Linked DNA regions of Homo sapiens: all the other regions are linked to region 3. The links are chromatin contacts, found by Hi-C or POLR2A ChIA-PET in ENCODE. All regions are on one chromosome and are shown on one strand. The core of a region is the stretch at or near the end of the contact, and the rest is flanking DNA. Distances in the headings are between cores, read along the strand shown.

Region 1 (2,700 bases), core at 170-2,669, 600 kb before region 3:
AGTTACCCTATCATGTAGGTATTCATCCCCCTATTTTATAGAATAAACTGTGGTTCATGAAGATTAGTAACCTGCTTAAGACAATATAACCAGGAAGCGATGGACCCAGAGTTTGATTCCAGATTTCATCCCAGAACCCAAGATTTCTTCCTGTATTGAACAACATTTACATTAGCTCAATTGTGCGATTACCTCTAGCAGAAAGGTAGAGGTATAAATGTCTTACAGAGCAGGAAAAGGAAAAAAGAAACTCCACAGTGATCTTTTAGGATTGACGTTCCAGAAACTCTATATATGGGCTTAAGTCTAAGATGAAAACTAAATCTCACTCCCAAATTCTCTGTAGGAAGATATGCCTGGGGGAAAAAAATGTTGACATAAATATTAGTCTAGATTCGTGCTGGTATACTTGGTTTTCTGAAAGCATTTAAAGGCATGAACTAAAAATGTTCTGCTACTCTAAATTTGTTTTTGTTTCTTTAAAATGCAAAAATAAGCAAGTATGGGTTTTATTGATTTTAAAATCAATTAGAATTCTACCAGATTATAAAAAGTATCACAAAATGTCAACCAGCAAGGATGCCTGTGCAGGCAATTGGGCTGACATGTTTATTGTAATGTGAACGTGCAGAAACTGGACCATACAAAAGGCCAAATGGGTCCATTCCAAATCAATCTTTTAAAGCAACTTGAGGGAAACAAGGCATATTGGTCCTAGAACAAAATAGAATCAGCAAAGCCTTTGACGTAGATCTTCATACAGATAAAATGCATCTGGGTGCAAACACGTTTTTCTCAACATGTTCTTACCTATGTCATCTAAAAAATAGTATTCTTGAACTTTCGGGTAATAGTGCTTGTCTTAGAACAGAATTAGGCCTACCTTGGACCATATCCAAAGAGAAGGTTTGGTTCCAAAAGTACCTTGAAAGGAGTTCATTGTAACGTGATTTCCTATAAAGGCAGTCAGAAGTGTGGACTGAAGACAGTTTTGAGGGATAAAACTTGCTTTAAAATTTCAAATTAACATGAACATTTTTTTTTTTAAACAAAACTTTCCTTGTGCTGGAAGGGGAGGTGAGACAATCACAAAATGTGGGTCACACAATCACTATGTGGGTTGTTTACATAGTTTTTGACTAGTTTGGAACAGTGGTAGCAGAGAGTGTTTTGAACTCTGTTTACCACAAGTAACAAAATCAAAATAAATATTCAGCTGGCTTCATAATGAAGCAAATATTTTCTGTATTATATAGTAATGAAAGTCAGTGTGCATGGTAAATAAAGGTTGCTCAAGGGCTCCGTGAGAAAAAGCCAAATGCCGAATGACAGCCAGAATTCTACTACAGAGCAAAGAGAGCCTGGAAATGTGTCACAATCCCTGAAGCTGAATGTTGTGCCGTGTTTGGTTTGGTGCTTGCTTTATTTTGTAGAAAGGGGAAAGTGTTCAGTGCCGGTAGGACTGGCTTCATGCCCTTGGTGTCATTACTCATTGAAATAATGGGGAAAATGAGAGCCAAACCTGTGGGGAAGAGGGAGGGAGGGAGACTTCACAAATACCTCAGTTCAGTATTTAAAAGGAAGGGACAAAAATAGAACCACTAAAAGAAAGTAAAGCAATGACATTGTCCTGGATGGGGGAATCAGGCTGTTAGAGGCACCTGATGCAAAACAAAATGTCTCGCAATTATAAGTGTGTGTTTGGAGGCTTAGCAGGACATACACTGCTAAAGAGTCCTCAGGGAGCTCTTTGCTAGACCCTTTCTGAATGTCTATTGCTGTTCATTCTTTCTTGAAATAGAGTACCTTCCTCCGGAGAGTCTCATAAGCCTCTCTGCCAAATGAGTTTGCTTCCTTTCTCTATATGCATGCCCCTCAGGGGCCTGGTGACAGTAGCTCTTTGAATGCAGAAGAGCCCAAACTTTGATGTATAAAAAATTGCAGGTGTCGAGCACACATGGTTGTGCATTTGTGGGATGTGAGCAATTTGGTTTGGTTTATGGGTTTCAGTCCAAAGCTTTGAAAACTTTGGAAAACACTTTTCAAGACCACCAAAACAAGAGATTTGTGTGCGTGCTCGCTCTCGCTCTTTCTCTCTCTCTCTCTCTCTCTCTGCCATAAAGTATTTGCCCAGAAAACAAGAGAAAACAAAAATCAATTAATAAACAAAACCCCAAGCCTCAGTAATAAATTCTTTTATACACTTAGGAATACCCAGTTAAGAACCACTCTGGGTATTTTGTTCTTTTATGATGATTTTGTTGAGCTGCTCAGGAAGAATGTTAAGGAGGAGGCTTGGAGAAAGAAGTTTGGCATGGACAGTCAAGGTTCTGCTGCCAGCCAGCCAGTGTGGGAAGGACACAGGACACTGGATGAGCTAGCCATCCACCTGCTGTCAGGGGAAAATTATTGCTATTGTAACCACAAACTGAGAAGTTTGAAACTAGGACAATGAGATCAGGGCCAAATGTCACAACTGCCAGGGAGAAAAGGGAAAGAATTATAAAGGTCATGACCTACCTTTCCAAATTTTTACTTTTAAACCCCTAAAAGAATTTAGAAAATATCGACCACAGGCACATTTGTAAGTTGGCATTTAAAATTCATCATCATAAGTTGAAATAGTTGCAAAGGAAGTTATATCTGGAAAATTATAAATATTAATTGTAGATGTTTCTGCTAGAATGTAAATACCATGCC
Region 2 (2,825 bases), core at 320-2,819, 560 kb before region 3:
TCTAATTGAATATTTAAAGGGTTCCAAAAACCTCTTAACTGTTAGTGGATATATCTCTTATATTTGAAGATGCTTTATAAACTCCCTTCCTCCCTGTGAAAATCAAAAACTTAGGAGCCCCTTGTCCCTAAAACAGGGATAATATACTGATTCCAGGAACTCCTGTAGTCAATGTGAATGCACTTTGTAAATTGTTAAGTCTATATGTGAGAGGAAGCATTCTGGTGCCTAATGTGAAGATGATCATCCGATCCTGTTACATAGCATGCACAAAGAGATTCAGAAATCCTCCAGTTACCAGGATGTCGCGTAATCTGAAGTATAATGCACCAGCCACTTCAATGTATACACTTTTCATTCAAAAAATAGGAACCATGAACATGTTAAATCATTTCGTAAAAGATAGAAGAAATTAAAACCTTCCTGAGCCCAATTTGAAGGGACAAAATAAAACATACGCTGAGAACATTCAGTCTTCCACACAGACTAGTCATCTCATCTTTTATTTTCTTTATTTTTCTTTTTCTAGATGGCCATTGTGTGAGATTAAGTATTTGGTCATATTTCCCACTGCTCTTCTCAGATAGCTAAATTTAATTCTTATCCAAATGACCGACTTACCCAACTGTATACCACTTATTTAATTAGACATAAAGAGATACTAAATTCCTCTCATCTGTTGAGGAAATGATGGTAACCTGGCTTTGTCTCCTACCCTTTAACAGAAACCTCATTTCCCCTTTTTTCCTAAAATGCCCATAAACCTTCAGTGCCTCATAGTAGTATTATGAGGATCAAATAAGTACGTGTAAGTACTTTGAAAACTGTAAAACCTTAGTCATCTCGTGCTCAAAAGCCTTCACTGTCTCCAGCTGTCTGGAGTCTACTCAAGGACCAATTCCTCAGCTGGGATCCAAGGCCCTGTCCCAAACCATCATTCCTATCTTATGTTCAGCTGTTTTACTGCATGTGTCCTGGCACACTGAGACCCATGCCACAGAGGAACTGGCCTGGCCAGAGCTGGAAGCAGGCTGGGGTCCCAGTTGTGTATCACATAGAAGACCACTGCAAGAAGAGTCTGAATGGGGGCTCTAGCAGACAGGGGGAACAGAAGGAAGCTACACAGCAGAAGCAGAATAGGTGGCAGAGGCAATTGATTGGAGGGAGGGAGAGGGGGTAGGTGAAGGGGATGAGGAGGAAGACAGAGGAGGCTGGAGAAAGGGGAATTGTTGTATAGCAATGTCTGTATGTTCATCACTATGCTAGGGGGAAAGACTGCTAAAATATTGGGGCCCCAAATAGCGAGCTTGGTTTTGGATGTGCTGAGTTTAAAGTATCAACAAAGCATTCAGGTAAGTGAAACTAGAATCCTGGAGATTGGAAGAGACGTAGATTTGTAAATCACATGCAAGGAGAAGACAACTCAAGTGAGGAAAGTGGATAAGATCAATCGGAGCACAGAGAGAACAGGGGCCTGAGGAAAGAGTCTTGGGGATGACAGCATTTGCTAGTCCAGATGAGTAAGAAAAGGCAGGGGACAAAACAGGGGAGAACTCGCTGCCAAAGAAGCCAGGGGAGCATATTCCGCAGCAAGATGTGAGGGAAAGTCATAGGATGTGGTGAATTACAGGATGCTGATGAATTTCAGAGGAGCCACGTCAGCCAAGCGGTGGGCAGAAGCCAGATTACAAAGCACTAGAGAATTCGGGAGTATTGGGGAAGTGGGTGCAGTGAACATGGGTTAGCCTTTCAAGAAGTTTAGAACTGAAAGGAAGGGAGGCAGGAGACAGGTTAGCCCTCACCACTGACAGAGTGGAGTGTAAAGGCAGGAAAGCACAAAGCAGGAGCTATGTGATAAAAGGGAGCTTGGTTTTAATAAAAAGAAGAGAAAGTGCTTTCGTCTTAATAGCTCAAAGAATGCTGATAGCAGCCGTGTGTGAAATTGATTTCTGAGGCCCAGCACCAGAGACAGAGAGGCTGTGAGGCAAATGGGGTAGTAAACCATGATTTAGCACCTTCACTTTCTCTGCTTATTACAAAACAGGCTTTAAAAAAGATGCCTGTGGTGTGCCTCAGCATTCTTGATATTTTCTGTGGCCAAGATCCATTTTAATATATTCCTGAGGCATTTTGGTAATTCTAACACTGCCTGAGACATTAATCTATTAACTTTTCACATTGCTAAGCATGTTAATGCAATTTAAATATTATTTCTCTTAAACAACATCGATGTGGAAGGAAAAAGAACTCTTCTTGCTGGAAACAAAAAGGTAACAGGCTGAAAATGCTTACACGTTGAAAGCACAATTAAGCTTTATAAACTCTCAAAGTATTTGCTTCTACTCTGCAAGCATTGAGAGCCAGAGATGGCTCACAAAAATCACAAAAAATCATGTCATGTTTCATGTACTGTTAATAATAAACATTTAATAAGTGGTTTTGCAGATGGCTCCTTAACATGATCATTTAATTTATAAATTAGAAGATGGTAGTCCTTCCCATATATACAATATCTGGATTATATTTTTCAGTTTAAAAATGCCAAAAGTATGCAGAATTTAGCCAGCCCCAAAACGTAAATATTTCTGTTGACTGGAAGATAGGAAGAGATGACTGCTATATTTGTCTCTAATCACCATTATTATTTCCCATTTTAATACAAGTAGAGCTGTACTATTTACAGATAATGATGACAAATTATAGTGGCCCGATAAGGACAGGTTCTTTTAGACAGTTATTTTAAATGAGGCACTTATACTACAATCTACTCTGGACAAGATTTTAAAGAAAAAATTGTAGGCTATCATGTTTTTGAAGTAAATACC
Region 3 (2,852 bases), core at 108-2,607:
TGAACTTCTTTTACTGCACACGTTAACAGTAGGAATTAAAATATTTTTTGAATAAATGAAAGAATGGAATACCTGAATTTGTACAGTACAGTATACACTTTGATAAGGGCTTTAGGCCAGGCACGGTGGCTCACGCCTGTAATCCCACACTTTAGGAGGCCGAGGCAGGTGGCTGGCTTGAGTTCCAGACCAGCCTGGCCAACATAGTGAAACCCCGTCTCCACTAAAAATACAAAAATTAGCCGGGCGTGGTGGCAGGTGCCCACAATCCCAGCTATTTGGGGGACTGAGGCAGGAGAATCGCTTGAACTCAGGAGGCGTAGGTTGCAGTGAGCTGAGATCGCGCCACTGCACTCCAGCCTGGGCAACAGAGTGAGACTCCGTCTCAAAAGAAAAAAAAAGGACTTTAAGGTAGATACAGAGGCTTCAGTATCCTGATGACTCTCATTCATTCTGTATGAACGATACTGGCGACACTGATTCACTCATCTACTTGAAGACCAAGAGCAGAATCATATTATGCTTTGAGAGGGGCACAGGGTAGCCTATTGTTAGGCAAATAGACCGCAGCAAGATTGTCTAAAACCAAATTCCATTTCATCATTTAGTATCTGTGTAACTTGGTCAAGTGACTTAACCTCTCTAACCTTTGATTCCCTAACTTGAAAATAGGGTTATTAATTCACAGGGTTACTGTGAGGATGGAACTAATGCCTGGGATTCCACATTATCATTTCCTCGAGCTTTGGAATTCTAATTATAAATTCTAAAGTCTGAGATTACGGAAAAGCAGATGTGAGAAAGGAATTAAAAGCACCCACTGGAAGCCAGGATGTCTCCTAGGAGGGACTTGCTATTACCTAGCTGCGCAGCAACAGGCAATCGCTTGCCTACAAGTCTCACTTTCCGCGCCTGCACAGTCTCCATCTGCCCTGCCCTTGTACTCACTGGGCCGGGCAAGCTGGGGAGGCCTAAGCGGACTGGGAAGTTAGGCTTTCCCTCCACTTCACCAGTCGGCTGCCCCTGCGGAAACCGGCCCGACACACCTCGCTCCTAAAGCCAGTTGCGGTGGTGGTGGCGGTTGGGGCTTTTTTTGGCCACGAGAGGGCAGCATTTCCCCCGGCCAACCACACACGTACCCCTAGCAACAGCAAACCCAGCTGCAACAGAACAAAAGACCGAAGTCCTCGAGCTTCCCTTCCATCTTAGGGCTCACGCCGCCCCGGTTAGGTTTCATTAGAGCAGCGGCTTTTCAAGGCTCGTCGGGCACGGAGGGCGGAGCGAGGGAGCTCTCGCGAGATCGCCGCCGGAAGTGGGTGGTGGCGGGGACGCAGCGGCTCCCTCCCGGAAAGCGAGCGTATCTCCCGAGCCGTTGCCACTGACAGCCGCGGGCGCTCCCATCTGAGTAAGAGCCAGCCCGTCCGCGGCCTCTCCAGCCCCGGGTTCGCGCTCTCGACTCTCCTGCCTGCCCAGCTGCGCGGCGGAGCGGAGCGAGGCGCGGCCTGCGAGTCCCCGGCAGCCCCCGACCCCTCCCTCGGCGCTGCGTGTAGGCCGCGCCCTCAGGCCCAGTCCGCGGTGCCCCGGCGGGTGATGCCAAATACAGCCATGAAGAAAAAGGTGCTGCTGATGGGGAAGAGCGGGTCGGGGAAGACCAGCATGAGGTCGATAATCTTCGCCAATTACATTGCTCGCGACACCCGGCGCCTGGGGGCCACCATTGACGTGGAACACTCCCACGTCCGATTCCTAGGGAACCTGGTGCTGAACCTGTGGGACTGTGGCGGTCAGGACACCTTCATGGAAAATTACTTCACCAGCCAGCGAGACAATATCTTCCGTAACGTGGAAGTTTTGATTTACGTGTTTGACGTGGAGAGCCGCGAACTGGAAAAGGACATGCATTATTACCAGTCGTGTCTGGAGGCCATCCTCCAGAACTCTCCTGACGCCAAAATCTTCTGCCTGGTGCACAAAATGGATCTGGTTCAGGAGGATCAGCGTGACCTGATTTTTAAAGAGCGAGAGGAAGACCTGAGGCGTCTGTCTCGCCCGCTGGAGTGTGCTTGTTTTCGAACGTCCATCTGGGATGAGACGCTCTACAAAGCCTGGTCCAGCATCGTCTACCAGCTGATTCCCAACGTTCAGCAGCTGGAGATGAACCTCAGGAATTTTGCCCAAATCATTGAGGCCGATGAAGTTCTGCTGTTCGAAAGAGCTACATTCTTGGTTATTTCCCACTACCAGTGCAAAGAGCAGCGCGACGTCCACCGGTTTGAGAAGATCAGCAACATCATCAAACAGTTCAAGCTGAGCTGCAGTAAATTGGCCGCTTCCTTCCAGAGCATGGAAGTTAGGAATTCCAACTTCGCTGCTTTCATCGACATCTTCACCTCAAATACGTACGTGATGGTGGTCATGTCAGATCCGTCGATCCCTTCTGCGGCCACTCTGATCAACATTCGCAATGCCCGGAAACACTTTGAGAAGCTGGAGAGAGTGGATGGCCCCAAGCACAGTCTCCTTATGCGTTGAATATTGCCAAATGCTCTTTCTGAAAATGCTGAATTGCCTTTTTTGTTTGCATCCTTTATTTTTAATATTCATAATGTCGTGTGCTTAAAAGTGGGCTTTGAAGTGTGTGCTGCTTACTCCTTTCATCTTTCTCCCCGCTTCCCCAGTCTTTAAACATTGGACGCTATTTACTCAGCTACCCAGTAGAGCTTGAAGCTGACCTTTCTGAGAAGTTGGTATGGTGTAACACTAAAGTAGGTGGTTCGTGTGTGTTCTCATTACCTGGTTATGATAGATATGCACATCAAAGCCTTTACCAGTATCTTCCTGTATTCCGTATC

The links. A loop is a pair of places that touch in the nucleus more often than their neighbours do. ChIA-PET counts read pairs that join two places held with the same protein, here RNA polymerase II (POLR2A). Pooled maps may share reads with other maps.
Region 1: a map of ascending aorta shows a loop between it and region 3 (7-fold over the local background). The contact joins the enhancer-like site here to the promoter of RRAGA in region 3. A Hi-C loop is called at or near these places in 3 of 168 maps with a recorded cell type or tissue (ascending aorta, dorsolateral prefrontal cortex and heart right ventricle) and 2 of 50 pooled maps. POLR2A ChIA-PET finds 5 or more read pairs at or near these places in 1 of 52 experiments (PC-9).
Region 2: a map of endothelial cell of umbilical vein shows a loop between it and region 3 (2.3-fold over the local background). The contact joins the enhancer-like site here to the promoter of RRAGA in region 3. A Hi-C loop is called at or near these places in 1 of 168 maps with a recorded cell type or tissue (endothelial cell of umbilical vein) and 1 of 50 pooled maps. POLR2A ChIA-PET finds 5 or more read pairs at or near these places in 2 of 52 experiments (H1 and activated T-cell).

The regions. Positions count from the first base shown.
Region 1 is chr9:18,445,937-18,448,636 of GRCh38, forward strand. It overlaps a transcript of ADAMTSL1 not described here. Among named protein-coding and RNA genes, the nearest start is that of ADAMTSL1, 27 kb to the right of the region's middle. Within about 2 kb of position 1,420, at least 6 of the 41 ENCODE cell types and tissues checked have a DNase peak (open chromatin) inside an H3K27ac peak, as active enhancers do; they include ascending aorta, where a contact is called at or near this core.
Region 2 is chr9:18,489,167-18,491,991 of GRCh38, forward strand. The region is part of intron 1 of ADAMTSL1 (ADAMTS like 1); the gene reads left to right. Among named protein-coding and RNA genes, the nearest start is that of ADAMTSL1, 16 kb to the left of the region's middle. Within about 2 kb of position 1,570, at least 8 of the 41 ENCODE cell types and tissues checked have a DNase peak (open chromatin) inside an H3K27ac peak, as active enhancers do; they include endothelial cell of umbilical vein, where a contact is called at or near this core.
Region 3 is chr9:19,048,070-19,050,921 of GRCh38, forward strand. RRAGA (Ras related GTP binding A) reads left to right here and starts at 1,358. Exons shown (of 1, transcript NM_006570.5): 1 at 1,358-2,852. The coding sequence starts at 1,591. The coding sequence ends at 2,532. It also overlaps a transcript of SAXO1 not described here. RefSeq lists an enhancer at 1,298-1,819 and a silencer at 1,427-1,616.